2 separate regions of the Homo sapiens genome follow, and region 2 is linked to region 1. Evidence: chromatin loops called from intact Hi-C (ENCODE). Cell type or tissue: chondrocyte. All regions are shown on one strand. Links, peaks and the distances in the headings refer to the core of each region. The heading gives the core; the rest is flanking DNA. Region 1 has its middle 340 kb from the start of MYT1L. Region 2 overlaps LOC105373390 (a long non-coding RNA gene).

Evidence for each region. Hi-C counts contacts between places; a loop is a spot of excess contacts. Peaks named below come from ENCODE experiments on the same cell type or tissue, not always from the same donor. Only the 100,000 strongest peaks of a DNase experiment are listed, where the experiment ranks them.
Region 2: a loop joins it to region 1, with 6 times the contacts of the local background. A loop is called at or near these places in 2 of 110 quality-filtered maps.

What each region holds. Positions count from the first base shown.
Region 1 is chr2:2,665,318-2,674,323 of GRCh38, forward strand. No RefSeq gene overlaps it. Among named protein-coding and RNA genes, the nearest start is that of MYT1L, 340 kb to the left of the region's middle. RefSeq lists an enhancer at 1-68. In chondrocyte, for the core only: no CTCF peak of the experiment used is centred there; a DNase peak (open chromatin) is centred at 3,883.
Region 2 is chr2:2,734,769-2,743,774 of GRCh38, forward strand. The region is part of intron 2 of LOC105373390 (a long non-coding RNA gene); the gene reads right to left. Among named protein-coding and RNA genes, the nearest start is that of LINC01250, 390 kb to the right of the region's middle. In chondrocyte, for the core only: no CTCF peak of the experiment used is centred there; no DNase peak of the experiment used is centred there.

The DNA of each region.
Region 1 (9,006 bases), core at 2,624-5,123:
CCTCGCTGACTCACACAGTGGCCGCCAGCTCACACACAGACAGAAGCCCTCGCTCACTCACACAGAGGCCGCCAGCTCACTTACACAGACAGAGGCCCCCAGCTCATTCATGCAGACGGAGGCCACTGGCTCACTCACATGGACGGAGACCGCCAGCTCACTCACAGAGACAGAAGCCGCTGACTCACACAGGCAAAGGTCCCTGGCTCACCACACAGACGGAGGCCCCCGGCTGACTCACAGATGGAGGACACGGGGCTCCTGGGTTTCCCTCCTGCCGACAGCTGGAGCGACCGGGGCAGGCCTCACCTTCGTGGGAAGGGGAGTCAGGTGCCCTTCCACAGCAGGGGGTCTAGACACAGCCCTGCCTCACGGAACCCAGCCCCGGCTCACCTCCTTCCCCAAGGCCTCACTGTGCCCAGCCCCATACCCAGCACACGCAGGCCCTCAAGGACACTCTACTCTCAGGGACATGTGCCCTATGCACCAGGCCAGCTTGGCCACACCCAACCCTTCTTTCACTGTCCAGGCCCAATGAGGCCTTCTCCTCGAGTCCTCCTGGACTCCCGGGAGGTGCCAGGTTCCCTCTGCATCCCGACTGCTGGCTGCCACTCCCCTCACCTCGCTACTGAATGCACTCATTTTCCTGGGCTCATGGCTACCACGCTGAAGTCGGCCCCTTCGTCGGTCTTCCTGCTGCACCCTTCCTCTCCACACCATGCTCTCCATTCCGGGATCTCACACGTGCATTTGATAAGTTACAAGTGCTTGTTGAGAAATGCCGGTGTCCTGTCCCATCTCCATGAAAGCCGAGGTGGGCCCCTGGGTGCCTGCACGCAGAAGACCCTCTAAATCCTTACAGAACAGGTTACTCTCTGCATTCCCAGAATGGAGCAGTGCCTGGGATAGAGCAAGGGCCTCAAACGTGCCTGTCCACTGAAACTGGAACTGGTGAAGCTCCCAATTTAACAGCATGTAGATACCATGCATAGCAGTACCGAGGTGTTAGAGTTCTGTGTATGTGCTCCATTTCACTTACTTTCTCCATTTTTCCCCGCATTGATTTGCCTCAAATGGTGAAAACATCATTGCATATTTTAGACAGAGCAAAGCCACAAAGAGGTTCCTATTACTTAAAACCTATTATTAACACCAAGCGCTCCCCAAAGCCAGGTGTAGGATATATTTATACCACATTTAACTGTTTGAATTTCAATTTCAAATGGATAACACATGGACTGAGCAATCATGCAAAGGCATTCCTCTTCCTGGGCATGGGGACGAGGCTGTTTGTTGTTTGTTTGTTTGTTTTGAGACAGAGTCCCGCCCTATTGCCCAGGCTGGAGTACAGTGCTGTGATCTCAGCTCACTGCAACCTCCGCCTCCAGGATTCAAGCAATTTTCATGCCTCAGCCGCCCGAGTAGCTGGGATTACAGGCATGTAACACCACACCCAGCTAATTTTTGTATTTTTTAATAGAGACAGGGTTTCGCCATGTTGGCCAGGCTGGTCTGGAACTCCTGACCTCAAGTGATCTGCCTGCCTCGGCCTCCCAAAGTGCTGGGATTACAGGTGTGAGCCACCGTGCCCGGCCATGCTGCTGTCTTTGTAGAGAAAGCTTCAGTCCCATGCCAGACCTAGAGGGCCACAGCCTCTGTCCTGAACTTGGCCACTTCAGCTCACTCTTTGACTTTTGTAATAGCCCTTAAGTGACTTCACTGATCCCCACCTGTGGCAGTGAAAGCTGAATGTACACTATGCACTGTGCTGAGCAGTTACTACTATCTGAAGGCTACCTGGAAACACATGCGAAGCTTTGAGGGGTCTTTGCCCATAAACCCCGACACCTTCCAGCAAGGGTCCTCTTCCGGACGGCAGTGGGTTGCCTTGAGACTCAAGTTCACAACCAGGCTAGGAGATGAGGACTCCCAAGCTCTCCATTCAGAACCTCCAGATGGGACAGGAGCCCAGACCTGCATTCTGCAGGCCCATGCTGAGGTTTATTGTCAAATGCAAGGGAGGGTCGGTTACGGGTTCCCCAGGTGATATGGAGGGCACCAGTCACAGTGACCACCTGTCAAATGGAGGTGATGATTTAATGCAGCAGACGTGTTGTGGAAACGCAGAGATCTCCGATACACATTCCTGGCTAGCAGTAGCTGCTCAAGAAACATCACTCCCCATTTTGTAACACTGCAGCCTATGTGCAGGGAGATAACTGTTCCATGGGAAACAGCAGCCCTGGAGGAAAAGGACTCGCGTTTGAAATGTGGTTGACATCTCCCAGGTGATACAGCTTAATCTCTCTGAACCTCGGATGTCTTATCTGTAAATAGTGAAGACAAGTGCCTCACAGGGCTGCTGTCACGATTAACCATGAGGTGCTGCACAGCAGAATTCCTGTCAGCGCCCAGTTCTTTTCCTGCACAGAGAGCTCAGGTGCACATTGACCTGGTGCAGGACATCAGTCTCGGCTCTTCCAGGTTGGATGCCAGCCTCAGTCTCAGAGCTCAGGCACCTTCCAAGTCCCTTCCCCTCCCACTTGGCCACTTGCCACCAGACAGCTCCCTCTAATTTCTCCCCACTTGGCCCAGCCATGAGCCCTGGCCAGGCCACCTGGCTGTGATCTGGTGATCACACAGTCCACCGCTGTGTAGTGCACAAGAGGCTGGACATCCAGTGCATCGAGTATGTGTGTCAGCTCTGCCTAAGTCAACCTCTCCCTGGCAATGCTGAAAACCTCAGTGAAGTTAAGAAAACAGGTTGCAAGGTTCATGTTACCTTGGGGTCACTTTGTGAGTCCCATAGCTGTGGCTGGAAGCGGGTACTGGAGTATCCTCTGGAAGAGAGGATGGTCAGTTCTGAGCGCTATGCACATCACTGAAATGGAAACTGCAGTCATGATTAACCCCTCTCTCTTCAGTGCATCTGAAGACTTGGATGAGTGCTCCTGATTCCAGGTCATCTTCACAATGCAACTGAAGCACCCTTCGAGCTCTGTCTGTTCCTGATTAAAACTGTCACCTGAAGAGATGCCACATGATTGCGGAGGCCAGAGAAGCGGCCGAGTAGGGCTGCCTGGAGTCATTGTCCACCTCGGCCTCCACAAAAACGGCCTCCCTCATGCAGAAGACCAGCCCTGCAGACTGCTGGCCATAGTGGGCCACACCTGTCATTCGCTTAGCGGAATCTTGATTTGTTCAAAAGAATGGCACCCTTGCCTCTGTGGCTGCAAAAAAACTTCTGGCCAATGCCCAGTGGTCCCGACAGGCCCAGGGGAACTCGACCAACCCCTCCACCCTCAGTGGCCAGGGGCCCCACACCCATGGCCTCCAGTGCGGACCCTGCCTGCCCGTGGGCTGTGCTCCCTCTTCCCCCACACCGTACACTCCCGGCTCATTCCTGCCTTGGCTTTTTACGTGCGAAATACAAATCCTCCGTTCTTCACTCTCCTGCAGCCAAGCCTGCTTCCCGGGGTCTCAGCAGTGTCTCCAGCCAGGAAGCCCTGAGTACTCCCTTGGTGTGGGACCTCCAGGACAGGCCTGCGAACTGCTGATGGTCTCACCCAGGGTGACGCGGGTGATTCTGGCGGCGTGTGAGGGGTCAGAATGATTCACAGAAGGGCCCCGAGGATCAAGGAGGTGTCCAAGGGGCTGCTGCCAGCCAAAGCTCGGAGTGAAGCTGCATTCACGGAGCCCAGGGAAACGGCAGGAGCCTCACTTGGGGCGACGCCTGGTCCAGGTGCAGCCACAGCGGGTTTGCTGCATCTCTGTGTGGAGCAGCCACAGCTCAGGTTCTGTTCCCCCCACCCCCCTTATCGGGCTCCAGTCAGGCCCCAGCACACACATGGCCCGGTGGTGGGACACGGGTGTCAGGTAGCTGCTGCAGGGCAGGGCTGAGCAAACAGGATGTACCTGCCCCTGGCTCAGGTGGGCTCAGGCCCCTTCATGCAGCGAGGAGTCAGGGCCCCCGAATCTCTGGGAGGACGCATCCTAGGGGATTTCCTCCACGGTGTTGGAATTGAAGGACTTAATGACGTCCCTTCCCATGCGCACAGTGTCCCAGGCACGTGCCTCAGCCTCACATGCCGGGGCACAGGGCTGCCCTGCGAGGTGGGAGGAAGACCTAGGTGAGGACCCGGAGCCAAGGGCTTTCCTGACCGTGAAATTGCAGGTGAGGACCTGGAGCCGAGGGCCGGTTCTAGCTGCTCCAAGCGCCCGAGGGCCAACGTTGGCAGTGGCCTCCAATGCCCTGAGCCTCATGACCCTTCATCAGCGTGACTGGTGACAGTGGCCACAGGCCTGCGGACCTGCCTGGCCAAGCGGCCTGGGGGAGCTGGCCCATTGAGTTTCTTTCCTGGTCACTAGGAACTAGAACACAGAGGTGTGGGTTGGCTTCTCTGGATGCTTGAACTGAGAAAAGTTAGAAGTCAGATGGGACCCAGAGAGGGTGGAACATTTTTGAGCTATAAAAACGAGAGAATGGGACAGAGCAGAGAGGCAGCAGTGGAAGGTGGGAGTCCGAGAAGAGGGACAGAGTCACAGAGGGAGAGCAGGACCCCTGGGGCCCCACACCCCAGCCCTTCATCCAAGCCTGAGAGGGGTTTGTGGCCGCTCCCACCCCTGGAGCCCCTGAGCTCGGACCGCATCCCCCGACCCCTTGAGTCCCTGAGCTGGGACTGAGTCCCCCAACCCCTGGAGCCCCTGACCTGGGACCACATCCCCCGACCCCTGGAGCCCCTGACCTGGGACCACATCCCCCAACCCCTGGAGCCCCTGACCTGGGACCACATCCCCCAACCCCTCAAGTCCCTGAGCTGGGACTGAGCCCCCCAACCCCTGGAGCCCCTGACCTGGGACCACATCCCCCAACCCCTGAAGCCCCTGGGCTGAGACTGCGTCCTTCAGTGATCTCAGCTTCGTGTTTCTGAGCTAACGGCAGCACATTCCAACTCCAGGATTGCCGAGCTCGTGTTCATCCCTGAGCTTTATCGAGTGTTCTCCATGGGCCAGTTACCCCCCATTCATTCTATGTGTGCCACTTCAAGGAAGATTCATGTCTCGCCTACCATGAGAATACTACTTCATCTTGTCCCCATCGTACACATTTTAAAATCAGAAAACAAAAATATGAGACAGAGAGAAAATGGGTGGTGTGCATGACACAGCAGGACCAGGAGGCCACAGAGTGCCTGGCCGGTGCAAGAGGGAGAAGCCTAGGGCTCTGCACTGTCCCACGGAGATGGAGCTGCCCAAATGGAGCAGGTCGCCCTGACACTGAGCCGGTCTCTCCTCCTCTAATTCATGCTTAATTGCCTTTCATGAAGCCAGCTGTACAAGGCAAAATGCCTTTGCTGGGCTGCCTTTTGAAAAGTTCTGCTCAGTTCGTCTCCCGCTCTCCATCTTGGTTCAGCCCAGGCTGCCATCTCCCGTTCCTTCACCACTGCAGCCAGGCACCTCTCCAGAGTCAAGTCCAACAATGCTGGTCCTCACTTCACTGTCTTTATGGTTCCCCAGAATCGACCTCCAGTCTATTTCCATATTTTCAGGGTTCTTTATCACCTGACCTCTACCTGAGTTTACTCCTTCACCCTGTCACCCCAAATCCAACTTCACAACCCAACCCCAGAGCCAGCACGACCTTATTTGCTCATGATACTGACAAAAACACAACAGGAATTCCTGCCTGGTGGAGCCTGCAGTGTCTGGGGGAGACAGACAATGAAGAGTGAACTGAATGAATGAGAAAGCATAGAGTTTGTTAAAGGTTAAATGTGCTGTGAAAGAAAGAGGAAGCAGAGGGGTCCAGGAGGCCCAGGAAGGTGAGCGTGGGGGATAAGCAGAGTCAGCGAGGGTGGCCACGTCACCCCTATTGAGAAGGAAGTGTTTGAGGGAAAGCTTGCAAGGATGGGGGAAAGAATCCAACAGGCTCTGGGGGAAGAATTCGAGGCAGACAGAAAAGCCATGAGAAGGCTGGGCGTGGTGGCTCACGCCTGTAATCCCAGCACTTTGGGAGGCCGAGACAGATGGATCAGGAGATCAAGACCATCCTGGCCAACATGGTGAAACCCCGTCTCTACTAAAAAAATACAAAAGAAATTAGCCAGGCTTGGTGGTGGTCACCTGTAGTCTCAGCTACTTGGGAGGCTGAGGCAGGAGAATGGCGTGAACCCGGGAGGCAGAGCTTGGAGTGAGCCGAGATCACGCCACTGCACTCCAGCCTGGGTGACAGAGCAAGACTCTGTCTCAAAAAAAAAAAAAGAAAAAAGAAAAAAAAAGAAAAGCCACAAGAAGGACCTTAAGGGAGCTGTGGAAGAAGCACTTCACAGGGGGAAGATCGTACCTTCAGTTCCGGACGGGCGAAGCTGGAAAAGCCTATTTGACACTCAGGCCGGATGTGAGGTAGACAGAGCAGGAATGGGTGTGAGCTGGAGAACATCTATCAGCTGGTGAATCCTCGTCAGAGAGACATCGTTGAAAATGGAGGGAAATGCTACGAAGACCAAACATTGAGCCCTGAGTCAAAAGGGCCACAGTTAAAAGGTCTTCAAGATGTGTAAGGACCAGCAGGGAGTCTGAGAATGAGCAGTGGGTTCAAAGGGAAACCAAGATGGCACCATGTTCTTCGAGCTGGTGAGTCCTGCTTTCCAGGGACAATGGGCCATGACTACGCTGAGGGAGTCCCAGAAGGGCAGCCGCATGGGGCCTTCGTCATCATGGGGCCTGGGCGAGGCAGAAGTCCAGCTGGAGTGAGTTTAAGACAGAAAAGAAGGGGAGGAATTGGAATTCACAGGATGACCCAAGGGTTTTACTGCAAAGAGGCACAGATCCCTGGAGCAGCAGCTGAAAGGGCGGATTGGGTGAAACACATTACTAACTAAAAAAAAACAGATGGCTACAAAGACCCAAGGAAATAGCATTGATCTGAGAAACAAAGAACTGCCATTTGAATATACTGAATCAGGGCAGCCCTGAAGAGCGTCTTGCGAGGCAGGCGCGTGAGGGGGTTTGGAAGGGGATTTTCACAAAAAGCTGGTTTTCGAGGCCTTTCCTTGATGAGGCCCTGAGTCCTACTCAGCCCCGCTGTCCCCAGGTCCTGGCCGTGGCCTGGTAATCACATGGCCCATCACCGTGTGGTGGACAAGAAGCTGCACAGCCAGAGAGTTAAGCAACTGCGCCAGCGCTGCCTAAGTCAGCCGCTCCATGGCAACGCCAAAAATCTCAGGGAAGCTGAAAAAGCAAAACCTTTAAGGAAGCCAGGTTTATATTGCATTTAGGGTCACTCTGTGAGTCCTGCAGCTGGGACTGGACACGGATACTCGTGTATCCTCCGGAAGAGATGATGGTCAGTTCTGAGGGCTGTGCCTGTCTCCAACATGGCCATTTGTTGGCTTGGCAGAGATCCTAAACTGCAAACCTGTTCTGCTTGGTGAGATAATCAGTGTGGTCCTAGTGAAGAGTTGTAGAAGGCTGGGGGACAGTGACTTCAGTTGCTTCCTCAAGTCTACCGGAGCATCTAGCAGGTGTGGGTGCAATGCTGTCACCATCTTCCAACCCCTCTTTAGAAAGCCTTAGTTACCTCACCTTCCACATGTTCCCCTTTTGATCAAGATCTTTATCCAGAAGGCATCTCAGATTAACCGGTGAGTCTGATTTTGTTCTTTGTCGCTGGGATATACCTGTCCCAGGGAGTCACGTTCCTTATCAGGGGGTCTCTAGGCCTATGGAAATGTAAGACTAGACTGTGTTACATTTGAGTTAACAGGTGGTTTTGAAAGGAATGCTGTCAAGCCTGCTTAGGTCCCCAGAATTGTCAGATCAGATGTGTTTTCCACATCATATGCTTGATGAATATCATATCGTGCTTCTAAGGACTGTTACTTTGGTTAAACTGATTTCTAAGCACACGTGGATAAGGAGAAGTGACTTAAGTTTTACAAAAATAACAGCAATAGTCACGAGACTGAGTAACAAAAGCTGAAGACTGGATTTTAGCCACCTTCCGAAGAGATCAAGTAGCCGAATATTCCATGGTGAATGCTTTATTTAGCTAAGTAGTGAGAATGTTTCCAACTCGGGCTCTACTTTTTTAGATGTATTTATTCCAGTATAACACGAGGTACTGGCTACAGCACTAGGGCAAGATAGAATTTAAAGTAATTCTGTTGTGCAAGGGAGTGAAAGACAAAAACTAGGAGTATAGAGAAAGCAACAGATAAGAAGCCAAGTATTTCAGGTATTTCCGGGAGCTTAATGATATCCAGGCCTGGCCCAGGGGTCTTGGGTGTGTGGTCACCTTTAGCTGTTCTCTGCTCCACTCCTAGGTCGATTTTAGCTTCAGGCCTCTAATTGTTTCTGAATTCCAGCAGGGGTAGGAACTTCCTTTAAATAAGAAGTGTGAATCCAGAGTGAACCTTTTAGTTTGGCAGCACAGAAATGGGCAAGGAGCACCTCATATGGACCTTTCTATTGAGGTTGAGGCAATGATTTTGTAAATTTTTCTCCCAAAAGGCAAAATCACCAGGAGGCAGGTTGTTCTATTTGCTGCCTTCATCTCCTGGAAGCACACTATGGAAAGATTGTTCTACCAGAGTATGATTTGCGTCTAAAGCCTTAATTATTCCTTGATAATGTTGGAAACTGTCTCCTTTGATGAACTGGATGTTAAAAGCAGAGTGGGCTAAATGTATTGGCCATCCAGTAATAATTTCAAAAGGTGACGAGTTATGTTTTCCAAAAAGTGCATACCTTAGACTCAAAAGGACCAGAGCAAGTACCTTTGTCCAGGGCAGCTGTAATGCCTCCTCAAATTTCACCAGTTGGGTTTTGAGAATGCCATTTGTTCTTTCTGCCAATAAGGAAGATTGGAGATAAGCACAAGGAAAGGGTTGAAATATGGGCCAATCTTGGCAAATTTGCTCTTTCTCATGGCCAGTGAGGTGCATTTCTCAGTCACCATATAAGTCTGAGGGTTTGCCCCATGTAGGATAACCTTTTCTAACAACA
Region 2 (9,006 bases), core at 2,691-5,190, 70 kb after region 1:
GACAGAAAGTAGAAGGGCAGCTGCCAGGAGCTGAGGGAAAGAGGAAAGTTATTCTTTAACGGGGACAATTTCAGTTTTTCAAGATAAAAATGTTCTGGATATTGATTGTACAACAATGTGAATATACCTAACACTACTGAACAGTACACTTAGACATAGTTAAAGTGGTAAAATTTATGCCATGTGTATTTTACCACAATTTAAGAAAAAAGGGGGCATCTCGTGTAAGGTTTGGAAATAAATGCCTGCTAGGCAATCGTTTTGGAAAATGCCTGGAACATAATAGGTGTTCAACAAATTGTTGCCTTTGTAATTTGTAATGACTGTGAAGCGCAGCCACCCCGCAGAGCCCGGGGGTGTTAAGGCAACAATCGTAAATTGAAAGTGCCTGCGATGCCTCATCATCGGGGAAAGGGTGCTGGGAAGGAACCTGTTCTGAGGTATAATAGGAGGTGGGTTCCTGGGAAATTACTGGCTGGGATGATGAAACCACAGCTGAAGTTTGAGCAGCAGACACACAGCCTGTCATGGGGCAGCATTTCTCCATTCGTATCCTGAGCCAACAATTGAGAAGCAGAGCATGCAGACTGTGAAGAGGCTCCTGAAACCAGCCTGTGAGCTGGCCAGGGAGGAATCAGCCCTGAGGGATGGTGACAGGGAGGCTCAGAGAGAGTAGAGCCCAGGAAATATGGACACAGGCTCAGAGAGAGCAGAGCCCAGGGAAGATGGACACAGGCTCAGAGAGAGCAGAGCCCAGGGAAGATGGACACAGACTCAGAGAGCAGAGCCCAGGGAAGATGGACACAGGCTCAGAGAGAGCAGAGCTCAGGGAAGATGGACACAGGCTCAGAGAGCAGAGCCCAGGGAAGATGGATACAGACTCAGAGAGAGCAGAGCCCAGGGAAGATGGACACAGACTCAGAGAGAGCAGAACCCAGGGACGATGGACACAGACTCAGAGAGCAGAACCCAGGGAAGATGGACACAGACTCAGAGAGAGCAGAGCCCAGGGAATATAGACACAGTCTCAGAGAACAGAGCCCAGGGAAGATGGACACAGGCTCAGAGAGAGCAGAACTCAGGGAAGATGGACACAGGCTCAGAGAGCAGAGCCCAGGGAAGATGGATACAGACTCAGAGAGAGCAGAGCCCAGGGAAGATGGACACAGACTCAGAGAGCAGAGCCCAGGGAAGATGGACACAGACTCAGAGAGGAGAGCCCAGGGAAGATGGACACAGACTCAGAGAGCAGAGCCCAGGGAAGATGGACACAGGCTCAGAGAGAGCAGAGCCCAGGGAAGATGGACACAGACTCAGAGAGCAGAGCCCAGGGAAGATGGACACAGACTCAGAGAGCAGAGCCCAGGGAAGATGGACACAGACTCAGAGAGGAGAGCCCAGGGAAGATGGACACAGACTCAGAGACCAGAGCCCAGGGAAGATGGACACAGGCTCAGAGAGAGCAGAGCCCAGGGAAGATGGACACAGACTCAGAGAGAGCAGAGCCCAGGGAAGATGGACACAGACTCAGAGAGCAGAGCCCGGGGAAGATGGACACAGACTCAGAGAGCAGAGCTCGGGGAAGATGGACACAGACTCGGAGAGGAGAGCCCAGGGAAGATGGACACAGACTCAGAGAGCAGAGCCCAGGGAAGATGGACACAGACTCAGAGAGAGCAGAGCCCAGGGAAGATGGACACAGACTCAGAGAGCAGAGCCCAGGGAAGATGGACACAGACTCAGAGAGCAGAGCCCAGGGAAGATGGACACAGACTCAGAGAGAGCAGAGCCCAGGGAAGATGGACACAGACTCAGAGAGCAGAGCCCAGGGAAGATGGACACAGACTCAGAGAGCAGAGCCCAGGGAAGATGGACACAGACTCAGAGAGAGCAGAGCCCAGGGAAGATGGACACAGACTCAGAGAGCAGAGCCCAGGGAAGATGGACACAGACTCAGAGAGCAGAGCCCAGGGAAGATGGACACAGACTCAGAGAGAGCAGAGCTCGGGGAAGATGGACACAGACTCAGAGAGCAGAGCCCAGGGAAGATGGACACAGACTCAGAGAGCAGAGCCCGGGGAAGATGGACACAGACTCAGAGAGCAGAGCCCGGGGAAGATGGACACATTGGCAAGGGCGTTTGTAGGGCACAGCCCTGAAACCATGGAAAGCCATGCTAATCTCATCTTAGAAAGAAAGACCATGTGCAGAGATAAAATAGCACATATCAGGCTCCCAGCTCACAGACATCAGATCAAGACAGCATTTCGCCACAGTGGACAACCGACCCCAGAGGCTTCATGACAAAAAATTCCAGGAAAGTCACTAATAATCCTAGCGAAAACAGGATTTGAGCCAGGAAAAAGTCATTAAGACAAGAACTACCTCAGACAGCACACTCTTTTTTTTTCCTTTTTGCTTTTCTTTTCCTTTTTTTTTTTTCCTTTTGGAGGATTGTTAACTCCTCGCAGTGGCATCAGGGGCAGGAGCAGCTGGGATATTCGGCAGCAACTTGTGTTATCACTGAGTACGATCCCACCTCCTCTGGCCCTGAATGCAGGGATGTGCATAGAATTAATGTGCGTGTGTGTGCGTGTGCATGTGTGTGAGTGTTTGAGTATGTGTCTGTGACAGAGAGAGAGCACCCTGGCAGGCCCCTCCTGTGTAGCTGTGACTGGTTGCTCCTTCCCACATCTCAGGTGGCCACTGGCTCCAAGAGTCCCTTTACATTAAGGTCAGATGAAGAAATTGACAACTGAACTGAAACACAAATGACCAAAAAAACAAAGGTCCAAGACAGGAAAAAAAAAAAAAAGAAAAGAAAAAAGGTGGCAGTGGGCTAGAGTTTCTAGGCCAAGAAGTAGATTCTTAGCCCCCAAAATACTCAGTGTATTCCCCAAGAAGAATTTTGTACCAGAAAGCATTTAGTCCAATTCTTTTCAGCTGACACTTGACACTATTACATTGGTTCAAAAGTAATCATGGTTTTAGCCATGGAAAGTAATGGCAAAAACTGGGATACTTCTGCATCAACCTAATGGTTTAGATTCTAGACAGCAGGCAACAGAGCCTGGCTTGGTCCAACTAAAACAAGACTGAATGGATTCAAAGCACATTGGAGGCATCTGCAGGTTAGTGGGTGGCTCTGTGCCAATGGCAGTGCCTGTGCTGGGGACTCATTCTAGAGTCATATGAGGCCCTGGCATTACGGGCTCCTCCACCAGGCCTAGAATGGTGCTCAGAGCTGGGCAGAGGGTCAGTCAAGTCCTGTTGATTGATTGCTGTTTAAAATAACTGGATGAGTCCGCAGCCATACCACCCTGAACGCACCCGGTCTCATCTGAAATAATTTGATGAGCAAGTTGACTTTAACTATAAGCAGGTTGACTCTCACTCTTGTGGGATCTAAACATCACTTGATGGAACCAGCTATAGAATATTGATTACCGGTTTTGATTTACCAATAAGAAGCCTACTATGTCAGGGATTTTTCTCCCAGCCCCACCCTAGTTAATATGTGAACTTTGATCAAAGCCCTTCACATCTCTGAATCGGTTTCTTATCTGTAAACATGCAGATGTGGTGGAGAAAATACCTTCAGCCCCAACAGCCCACTGTCTGTGAAGCCAGCAGAAGGCTGTGCACAATGAGAGGAGGCGAAAGGCCTGGCGCTCGGGGATTTGCACCGCCAGGGCGCCGGGGCCTCTCGTTCAGAACAGGGGCCCCATCGCACGGCCTTTGGTGCATCCAAGAGCCACAGAAGAGCCCTTGTGCAACTGGCCAGAAGCCTCCCATCCCACCTGTCTCCTGACAAGGACCAGGCTGGACATTCTCTGACAGGGAGGCTGCTTCTCAAAGGGCAGAGAGACAAATCAGAGACGATTGTCAGGAGCAGTTAATGGTGATTGCTCCAATTTTCCCCTGGTAATAGTTAGTCTGCGGTGCACCTCTAGCTCCAGCCATGAATATTTAACAAGAGAATATGTCATCAGAACAAGCCCCCACAGCCAACGAATTAATATTAATGGGGCGAAAATTGAGCCTCCTACTGAACCCTTGGAGAAGTCTGTAAAGGCGGTGATTACGGACGAACTCGGATGATCTCAGAGCTGACCTTACCCTGGGCAGCTCTCAGCAGCAACCACGTGAAAAACAATTAAACATTCAACGTGGCTCTCCCACCAGCCTGGAATTGGAGGCTTAGGTGCTCCTGACAATGTGCATTTCAAAGTTGATCTGCAGAGCAGCTGACAGGTCAGGCAGAGTCACGGGAAGAAGCCTTGGAAAAGAGCAGGGCATGAACGAGGCCAGCAGGGGATGGATCATTGGCTTAGGACCAGACAGAGCTGGAGGCTCAGCCCAAGGCCCCGTGAGGCAGGTGAGGAGCCCAGGACAGAGGGGCTGCCAACTTCCTCGAGCTGACGTCTAACTGGGAGCAGGGACCCCATTACCCAACATCAGCCCCGACCCCTACATGGTGTCTAAGTAGTCCCTGGCACAAAGTGAAGGTTCAGTAGAGATGAGCTTGCTCCTCCTGGGCCTCAGCACCATGCAGAAGGGAGGCCCGGCCTCTGTGCTCACCTCGGTGGCATCAGCCCCAACCTCTACACGGTGTCTAAGTAGTCCCTGGCACAAAGTGAAGGTTCAGTAGAGATGAGCTTGTTCCACCCAGGCCTCAGCACCATGCAGGAGGGAGGCCCTGCCTCTGTGCTCACCTAGGTGGTAACACCCAGGCACATTTTCTGCAGGGCATTTGAGCAACTCCATTCCCACGCAGGGCCATGGGCGCCGACACGTCCAGCACTGGCGCAGGTTGGTTCAGGCAAGGAGAATTTCTGGCAAGTCTGATCCTGTCATGTCCTGATGCTCAACACATTTATGTGTATTCATCCAGTTATTCATTCATTCTATCAACATTTCCTGAGTACTGAAAAACATGATGACTGATCTGGCCTTGAAAACAGCAAAATCATTCTCCCCATGGCTCAGGCCTAGTAGTGTAGGGGACAATGAACAAGAGAAATATGTAAAGTATGTAAACTGTTGGAAGTATCCTAAAAAGAAAAAAAAATAGATGCCAAGCACAGGAAGTGTGTGGGGTAAAAATTGAGAAATGAGGTTGAGAGAGAAGCCTCAGTGAGATGGGTACTATAAAAAAAATGTGAGAGAGGAGGCTGATGGAGGAGCACCTGCTGGACTGAGGGAGGAGGCTGATGGGGGAGCACCTGCTGGAGAGAGAAGGAGGCTGATGGAGGAGCACCTGCTGAAGAGTGGAGGAGGCTGATTGAGGAGTACCTGGTGAACTCAGGGAGGAAGCTGATAGAGGAGCACCTGCTGGAATGAGGATGAGATAGAAGGAGTAGCTCCTGCTGGACTGAAGAAAGAGGCTAATGGAGGAGCACCTGTGGAGTGAGGAAAAGGTAGATGGAGGAGCACCTACTGGAATGAGGAGGAGGCTGATATAGGAGCACCTGCTGGAGAGAGGAGAAGGGAGATTGAGGAGCCCCTGCTGAACTGAGGGAGGAGGCTGATTGAGGACCATCTGCTGGAATGAGAAGGAGATGAAAGGAGTAGCACCTGCTGGACTGAGGGAGGAGGCTGTTGTTGGAGAAGCACCTGCTGAGGTGAGGAGGAGGCTGATGGAGGAACACCAGCTGGAGTGAGGGAGGAGGCTAATGGAGGAGGACCTGCTGGAGTGAGGGAGGTGGCTGATGGAGGAGCACTGGCTGGAGTGAGGAAGGAGGCTGATGGAGGAGCACCTGCTGGACTGAAGGAGGAGGCTGATGGAGGAGCACTGGCTGGAGTGAGGAAGGAGGCTGATGGAGGAGCACCTGCTTGACCGAGGGAGGAGGCTGTTAGAGGAGCACCTGCTGGAGTGAGGGAGGTGGCTGATGGAGGAGCACCTGCTGGACTGAAGGAGGAGGCTGATGGAGGAGCACCTGCTGGACTGAGGGAGGAGACTGATGGAGGAGCACCTGCTGGAGTGAGGAGGAGGCTGATGGAGGAGAACCTGCTGGACTGAGGGCAGAGGCTGATGGAGGAGCACCTGCTGGACTGAGGGAGGAGGCTGAGGAAGGAGCACCTGTAGGAGTGAGGAGGAGGCTGATGAAGGAGCACCTGCTGGACTGAGGGAGGAAGCTGATAGATGATCACCTGCTGGTGTGAGGAGGAGGCTGCTGGAGAATCCCCTGCTGGCGTGAGGATCAGGCTGATGGCAGAGCACTACAATAAATGGGAATATCAATGCCACAGCTCTTAGGCCTGAGCCTGCCTAGTTTCTTTATTTTTCCTTCTTTTTTTTTTTTTTTTTTTTTTTTTTTTTGAGACAGAGTCTTGCTCTGTCGCCCAGGCTGGAATGCAATGGCGGGATCTCGGCTCACTGCAAGCTCCGCCTCCTGGGTTCATGCCATCCTCCTGCCTCAGCCTCCCAAGTAGCTGGGACTGCAGGCACCCGCCACCATGCCCAGCTAATTTTTTGTATTTTTAGTAGAGACAGGGTTTCACCATGTAAGCCAGGATGGTCTCGATCTCCTGACTTCGTGATCTGCCCGCCTCGGCCTCCCAAAGTGCTGGGATTATAGGCGTGAGCCACTGCACCCAGCCGAGCCTGCCGAGTTTCTTTAAAGACCAGGAGGCGTCTAGCATGGGTAATGTGGAATAAGCACAAGTGACTATGGAATCCAGTGGTCAGAGTCCTGATGGAGGTAAGATCACGTAGGACTCTGTCCCACAGGCTTCGATTTAGGTTTAATCTGAGTACACAGCAAATCTTATGAGTATCTTGCTTTTAATCAGTGGAATGCTCATGTATCATTTGTGTTTTACAGTGACTTTGGTTCCTGTGCTGAGCATTGACTCTAAGGTTCAAGGTGAGTGCAGGGAGAGTGGGTTGAGACCATTTTTATACCCAGACAGAAGAAGCTGTTGAGCAGTAGTCATTGCTGTTTGTATTTTGTTGGCACACTCAACAGGATTTGAAGATGGATTAGTAATGCATTCAGAGAATTAAAAAAAAGAGATAAAAGTCATTCTTATGTATTTGGGCTGAGTAACTGGAAGGATGTGACAATCATTAGCTGACTTAGGAAGAAAGCAAGAGAAGCAGGCTTTGAAGTTCACATGGGACCTCTTGCAGTTGTTGAACACCTAAGCAGAATTGCTGTACACACACAGTTTTATAGATGAGTGTGGAGTTTGTGGAGAGAATGGGGCTGCACATATGCAATGGGACTCATCAACATCCAGAGGGTGTTTAGAGCTATGACTCTGAATGGAATCAGTAAAGCATAAATGTGACCATAATAAAAACATTTCAAAGACTAAGCCCTGATGTGCCAGCTTTAAGTTATCTGCAATGGAGACTGAGAAGAAGGAGACAGAGCAGTAGGAGAAACATGAGGCAGGTGATGTCCTGAAGGCCACATAGAGAAATGGCTTCAAGGAGGAAAGAACAAGGCCTGATCACTTGATATTGATGAGAAGAGTTTTGTTGGAGGATGCAGAGAAGACTGATGGCCGCTGTGAGAGCATAGCAGGGGAGAAGTGGAGGAAGTGCAGGTAGGTACCCTTTCAGGGAGTTTGTCTATCAAGGGAACTAGATACACAAGGTGATACCTTGAGGACAAAGAAAAGTCAAGAGGATTTACTAAGGAATGAAGAAATAAATCATGTGTATCTGCTCTTGGAAATAAAACAATAGAGAGAAGAAAGGGACAATGCAGGATTTAGAGTGAAGAATGTCTGGAAAATAAGGTCTTTACAGAGGTGAGGCCACTGAGACCTAAGGAAAAATGGAGGGATTATACTTAGCTAGACAGGTGCAAAGGTCACCCTCCATCAAAGGAAGAAAGGGAGGATGGATGGACGGGGGGATGGAAGGAGTGACGAATGGCGGGGTGGGCAGATGGGTGGATGTGAAGGTATGTGGGTGGCTGGCTGGTGTTGTACATGGAATGGATTAGTGAATATTCACTTATTGTCACCAGCTCTCTGGTGAAATCTGTGGCCGCAGTGAATGGTTGTAGCCTCTCACTCAGAGCTGCCTTAATGCTCATGGATTTAAGACCCAGAGAGGTTGATAAAATTTAGCTAATGAGCACGATAGCAGGTAACAGAAACAAAGAGGTCAGGCTTTGTTTCCTAGAGACATACTGGTGATGTCATTTGTGAATGAGAGCCTCCCACACAGCTGCTGTTCTCTGACTGCTCAGAAAATTGTCTCTCTAGAATGCCAACTTAATCATATCACTTCCCTGCAAAAAAAAAAAAAAAAAAAAAAAAAAAAAGAAAGGAAGAAAAGAAAAGAAAAATGCCTCACTGGCTTGCCCTTGGGATAAAATAAAAAATTCTTAATGTGACCTACGGTTCTCACCATCCCTACTTCTTTCCTGTGTGGATGAAATGGCTATTGCAGCCTAACGCACCACTCCAAAATTTAGTGGTTTAAAATTACAGCTATTTCTTACTTCTCACTGAGTCTATGAGTCAGCTTGGCAGCCCTTCTCATGGGGGCTGGATCTGCTGATCTCAGCTGGGCTCATGCTTGAGTCTGTCTCATTGACGGGGGAGCTGGAGCTGGCTGGCCTAGGATGGCGTTGGCTTGTGTCACTGGCCTCTGCCTGGGCGGAATTGAGAGAGACAGACAGAGAGGGAGTGGGAAGAAGCACACAGGCCTTTTGAGGCTGAGGCTGAGGCTCAGAAGGGTTTGTGCTCACCATGTCCTTTTAGTCAAAGCAAGGCAGGCCCGGTTTTGGCGGCAGGGTGGCTGGAGGGGTTTAGACTCCAACTCCTGAAGGCAGAAGCTGCAGGCTCAGAGTGAGAAGGTCACGAGTCCCCAGAGGATGCAGAGATGGGCGTGTTTGCAATCCACCTGCCTTACCCTGCACAGCACATGCTCCTTCATTCCTCCAGCCCTGCCCTCTGCCCACTCTCTCCGCTCCCTCCCCACCTTGAGACCCTTGCACGTGTCGTTGTGTGTGTCTGCAAGATTTCTTTTTCTACGCCCCA